Linked DNA regions of Homo sapiens: region 2 is linked to region 1. A link is a contact called in ENCODE Hi-C or POLR2A ChIA-PET data. All regions are on one chromosome and are shown on one strand. The core of a region is the stretch at or near the end of the contact, and the rest is flanking DNA. Distances in the headings are between cores, read along the strand shown.

Evidence for each region. A loop is a pair of places that touch in the nucleus more often than their neighbours do. ChIA-PET counts read pairs that join two places held with the same protein, here RNA polymerase II (POLR2A). Pooled maps may share reads with other maps.
Region 2: a pooled map shows a loop between it and region 1 (4-fold over the local background). The contact joins two enhancer-like sites. A Hi-C loop is called at or near these places in 1 of 168 maps with a recorded cell type or tissue (natural killer cell), 11 of 37 single-sample maps with no recorded cell type and 6 of 50 pooled maps. POLR2A ChIA-PET finds 5 or more read pairs at or near these places in 3 of 52 experiments (GM12878, activated CD4-positive, alpha-beta T cell and activated CD4-positive, alpha-beta memory T cell).

Annotation. Positions count from the first base shown.
Region 1 is chr7:8,133,017-8,135,785 of GRCh38, forward strand. All of the region lies in intron 12 of ICA1 (islet cell autoantigen 1), which reads right to left. Among named protein-coding and RNA genes, the nearest start is that of ICA1, 130 kb to the right of the region's middle. RefSeq lists a silencer at 648-697 and an enhancer at 1,408-1,537. Within about 2 kb of position 1,360, at least 5 of the 41 ENCODE cell types and tissues checked have a DNase peak (open chromatin) inside an H3K27ac peak, as active enhancers do.
Region 2 is chr7:7,828,936-7,831,704 of GRCh38, forward strand. All of the region lies in intron 3 of UMAD1 (UBAP1-MVB12-associated (UMA) domain containing 1), which reads left to right. Among named protein-coding and RNA genes, the nearest start is that of RPA3, 110 kb to the left of the region's middle. Within about 2 kb of position 1,401, at least 3 of the 41 ENCODE cell types and tissues checked have a DNase peak (open chromatin) inside an H3K27ac peak, as active enhancers do.

The DNA.
Region 1 (2,769 bases), core at 110-2,609:
TGCGGCCTTTAAGAGGTGATTGGGTCATGAGGGCTCTGCCCTCACAAATGGGTTAACCCATTCATGGATTAATGAATTAATGGATTATCATGGGAGTGGGATTGGTAGCTTCTATAAGAAGAGGAACAGAGACCTGAGGGAGCACATTCGGCCCCCTCACTATGTGATGCCCTAAGCCGCCTTAGGACTCAGCAAAAAAGGCCCTCACCAGATGTGTCCCCTCAGAATTGGACATTTTAGCCCCTATAACTCTAAGAAATAAATTCCATTTCTTTCTTTTCTTTTCTTGTTTTTTCTTTATAGAGTCTCACTCTGTCATCCAGGCTGGAGTGCAGTGGTGCAACCATAGCACTCCAGGCTTGAATGCCTTCTGAGTAGCTGGGACTACAGGCACATGCCACCATGCCTGGCTAACTTTTAAAACTTTTGTAGAGATAGGGTTTTACTTTGTTGCCCTCTTGGTCTCAAGTGATCCTCCTGCCTTGATCTCCCAAAGTGCTAGGATTACAGGCATGAGCCCTTTTCCTTATAAATTATCCAGGTGCCAGTATTCTGTTTTATAAGCAACAGAAAGCAAAGTTAGACAGGCTGGCTGTGAGATTACTCATTTACTCAAAGGCCTTCAGTGGCTCCCTGACTACTGGCTAAAGTAACACTCTGTCTAGTGGTATTCAGGATGTCTGCAGTCAAGCACGAATGCAGCCCTTTCAGCTACCCATCAATATAGCCATCTGGAAAGCCTTCATTCAATTTGGCAAAACTTCTCTACTTGCCATTGCTCAAACATATTCTGGGAACCTGATGATTTGTCCCAGTGAGAAAAATCATACTTTTTTTTTTTTTTTTTTTTGCAACCAATAGGAATCTTAGAGATCATCTCCTCTAACTCACTTTACAGATAAGGAAAAAGACCCAGGTTAAATAACCTACCCAATGACACAAAATTTATTAGTTACAGACAATCTTGCTAGGGACCCCAACTCACAGTCAAGGTGTTTTCTCACTGTAGCACTCTGCTTTTACTTCAGAACCTATTAAGGATCTCATGTATAAATTAATATTTAAGCTTTTGTAAAGTGTTGAGGGTTTCTAAGGTCAGATGGCTCCACTGGCAGCCAGGCACCATGCAGGCACCGTGGCAGAAAGGCTGAGATGACAGATCCATTCAGCATGTTTGCCCTGTACTGCCCAAGTTTTCAAAAATAAAAACCCTATGCCCCTGGGAGAACATTCCCTAGGAGAACTGATCCTGAACCAATGAGCAATATCTGTGTGAAAACTCACATAGAGAGGAAGCTCTTTTAAGTTTAGACACGGTGTGGGAAATTGGTGACAGCTCACTCAGGTGGTATTTTTGAACTCATACTGAGTTTCATGACCTCAGCATAAATTAGAACACAGAAGATGGAAGGAAACATAACTACATAGACCGAAAACGAGAGCACAGAAAAGCTGGCAGATAAATGTCACTTAATTTACCTTCATCTGCGTGTGAAACAGGAAGACTCCATCTCTCTGGTTTTCTCCCTCGTCCCCACTCTGGACATTATGACTAATCGTAAAGGCCACACGCTTGCAGTACAGATGAAAAACCCCAAACACCAACACTATCCTCACATCGCCCAAAGAGAGTAGGGGGAAGATAGGGAGGAAAACACCTTACGAAAATGGCTAACAAGAAAAACATATTCTATATTATAACAAACTGTACTTGTTTGGAACTCAAGAACACTGCTTCTAAGAACTTCGCTCTGATGAAAAATGATATAGATTATAATAAGAACAGAGAGAGGAAAAACAACTCCTACTCCCTGAAAAACAAAACAAAACAAAAAACAAACAACAAACCAACAGCACTGGACCCTGAGTAGGCACTAAAAAAAAAAAATTCTTGTTCATGATCCCTAAGCTTGCTACTCCATTTCACCAGTAGATGTTAGAAGACAAGTAATCTTACTGAAAAACATAAAACCTAGGGCAGGGATAAATATTTATAGACTCTTTATAGAATTTTTTTTATTTTTTTTTGAGACAGAGTGTTACTCTGTTGCCTAGACTGGAGTGCAGTGGTGCAATCTCGGTTCACTGCAACCTCCGCCTCCCGGGTTCAAGCGATTCTTCTGCCTCAGCCTCCAGAGTAGCTGGGATTACAGATGCCCATCACCAGGCCTGGCTAATTTTTGGATTTTTAGTAGAGACAGGGTTTCATTATGTTGGCAAGGCTGGTCTCGAACTCTTGACCTCAAGTGATCCGCCCATCTTGTCCTCCCAAAGTGCTGGGATTACAAGTGTGAGCCACCGCGCCCGGCCAGAATCTTTATAGAAATCTTTATAAGGGTAAATCTATAGAGAGCACTACAGGCTACAGGATGATCAGCTAAGAACAGTATTTGGTTAAAAAAAAAAATGTACCAAAGCCAGCAGTACATCCCAGGATGCTGAGGAAGACAGAGAGGAGGGAAAGTTCATGAGAAAAGAGAAGGCGCTTTTTAGAACTTGCCACTTCGTATGCGAGGAAGCAGTCAGATCCCTAGTCAGTAATATATGGACAACTGCAGGAGACAATTCTGAGTGACTCAGGAGGAACTCAGAGGTAAACATGTATGACTGCTGTGGGCTAAAAGTTTTCACCCACACCTATGGTACCTACTGAATGAGCTATTATTCTGACATGTGACCACAATTTAGAATCACAAGTCTAGAAGTAGTAACCAAGGAGGTAGCAGGAGATAAACATTTTATTTAGAATATAGACAATTAAAATTGTTT
Region 2 (2,769 bases), core at 151-2,650, 300 kb before region 1:
TCTTAAATTAAGGTAGATAAAAATCAGTGGTTTTCCTCAAAATGCAAACATGGAACACTATTATAAGGGATAACATGTCTATATAATATTGATCATATAGTCATGTCACTGTCTAAGGAAATGTAAGTGTGTTGTAATAGCTCCCAAACATTTTCTTGTCAATGTTCTTTTTCTAGCAGTTCTTACCACTGGCATTAATAAGGACTTGGCCTTGTATAGGGCGTCTAGCAATTTTTCATAACAACAAATTTGGTGATAAGGATAAATTATTTAGGAAATAGATCTTTCCTGATGAACATTTTAAATTGTTACTGAATGAGCAGCAGCAATCACTTGCATACCTGCACTGAACAGCTAGTCCAGTGCTAAGAGCAATAACTCTCTACAAGTTTGGGGAACAGGTGATTTCTGTTTGACTTTAATTCTTGAATTTATTCATTCAGCATGTAATTTTTAAGCATCTACTTTGATCATAGTTTTGTGTTATCCCTGGCAATGTGGGAGGTAGATAATAAGACACTTAGTGCAAATCATATAAATCCCTGGATAAAAAGTTAAAGCCCATTTTCCTTTTCGTAAATATAAATGGACAAAAAAAGGAATGTGCTGAAACCTGAGCTAGAACTATAGCCACAGTGCTTTAGGTCTCATATAATGAATCTGGCTGAAATAGCACTTTATATTTTTATTTTAAAGAAACATACGTTTCATATTCTGACATGATTTTAAATGTAATGAACGAGCATTTTACAAAACAATTTTGTATACTTTCCTTGATGGAAAATATTATGACACAAAGGTATATGTTAATTTTGTTGTCACCAAACCTAGTAAAACATTAGAAAAAGCATGTAGTATCAGCTTCTGGATCTCCTTGGTCACATAGGATTAAGAGGCAAGGCACCCTCAAGTCATGTGTGACTGACTCATCTCTTTCCTCACATTTAATTATATTCACTAGGAGCTGTCAGAGAGTCTCCTACCTGTCCTCTCCTTTACCTTTCCTGTGCCAGGACCAGAGATCAGGCCCTTATCTTCCCTCATTGGATTTACTACAGAGTCTTCCGACAAACCTTCTTCCTTCTGACTTTTGCCTTTCTGGTCTATTCTTTACACAGCACTAGAGTTTTCTACTTTAAAAAAGAAAAGTTATATTATTTTCCCACCTCTCCCTCAAAAATCTACTATGTTATTTGTTCCTTAAGAGGCATTTGCCAGTGGACCTGCAGGTCTGGCCAAGCCCCTGCTAGGACTGTGTCTACCTTGTACGTTGTGCTGGAATCAACTTGCCATTTCCTAAACATGCGTTGTAATCACACGGCTCTCTGTCTGCTTGCTAAAGATTGAGTGTGGAATACCTTTTTTGTAGCAGCTGCTCTGGAGGTTAGCCCTGCCCTTCATTTCCAGCCTAGAATGTGACTGTTTGCCCTGGAGCCTTTCCAGGTTCTCCCATCAGAAGTTCATTCTCTGCTTGAAGCACGTTCATACTATATTGATTTTTTACCTCTATTAGGTAAAAAATTATATGTTTTGGTTTCTCTCTTTTGTATCTTTCTCTTTCTTTTCCCTTTTTCGTTTCTTTTCTTTCTTTTAACATGCGTGTTTTTCTTCTTTGCTCTGGGTGCCCAAAAACTGTGAGCCAACTTCAAAGTGTGGAAACCACAGTCATACTGATTCTTACCTTCAGCATGTTTTGGTTCATTTTCCTTGTCCCAGACTTTCTATTTCAATGGTTTTCTTTATTCTAATGTCAGATATTGCCTCAGAACCTTTGTAAGAAGAGATACAGTAGGGTTTTGAGTCAATATAAATAAACACATAGACTAAGTTCTATGAATCTTTACTTGCCGATCTTGTATCTTTCAGTACTGGATAAGTGAAGTGAATGTAAATTGAAGCCTGTTTATATCTTCCCATCTTTTTAAGTATCTGCATAGAAAAATTTGTTATTAGTTTTTATGAATAAGCCAATCACCCAAACATTTCCTCATGTGGCTACAAGAATATTTTTTAATTATAAAAAATATACCAGTCCTTAAAATATGTATTTTATTGATAAAAATCAATGCTTGTATTTCTCTGATTCTTAAAGAAGATAATATTACAACAAATACTAATGATATACTTATGCATTTATAAGGAAAATTATTTGTATGAAGTTAGATATTCTTGGCTAGTATTAATTGGATTCTCCTGACTATTAATTTGATGTAAATCCTCAAGAGTTACAGTTAAGGTGACATTAGTTTTACTCTGTTTTAGCCTCTAACCCATATTTTTGTGTTCAGCATGTCCTTATCTTAAAAGTTGCTGTCGCCAGGATATTCTAAGTATCTATATCTTACAGAAATTTATTCTTGTTATATATTTTTGGAAGTACCATTCATTGGTGATGCATCATATCAATTCTCTGTACTCTTAAAAAATTATCTGAAATACTTGATCATAAAATCAAACTAAGGAACAAAGAAGTTCTATTTGTTAGCTCCATTCTGGAGCCTGTCTTTCTGGGTACCTTTCAATGAAAGAAGTCAATGAAAGAAGTCAAAGTGGCCTCTAAATCACAGGCCACTTTTTACTCTTCTGAAATTGGATTACTTAGTTTTGTGTTGTTTTTAGGCTCTTTTTTGTTGATTACGTGAACCAAGCTCCCCATTGAACCTCCCTGGTGACTTGAGTCAGCGTTGAGAGCCCGGAACTGGGAGCCCTGATTCCCTTTGTGGCTTTTTGACAATTACCTAACTTTGCTGTATTTCTTCATTGACACCG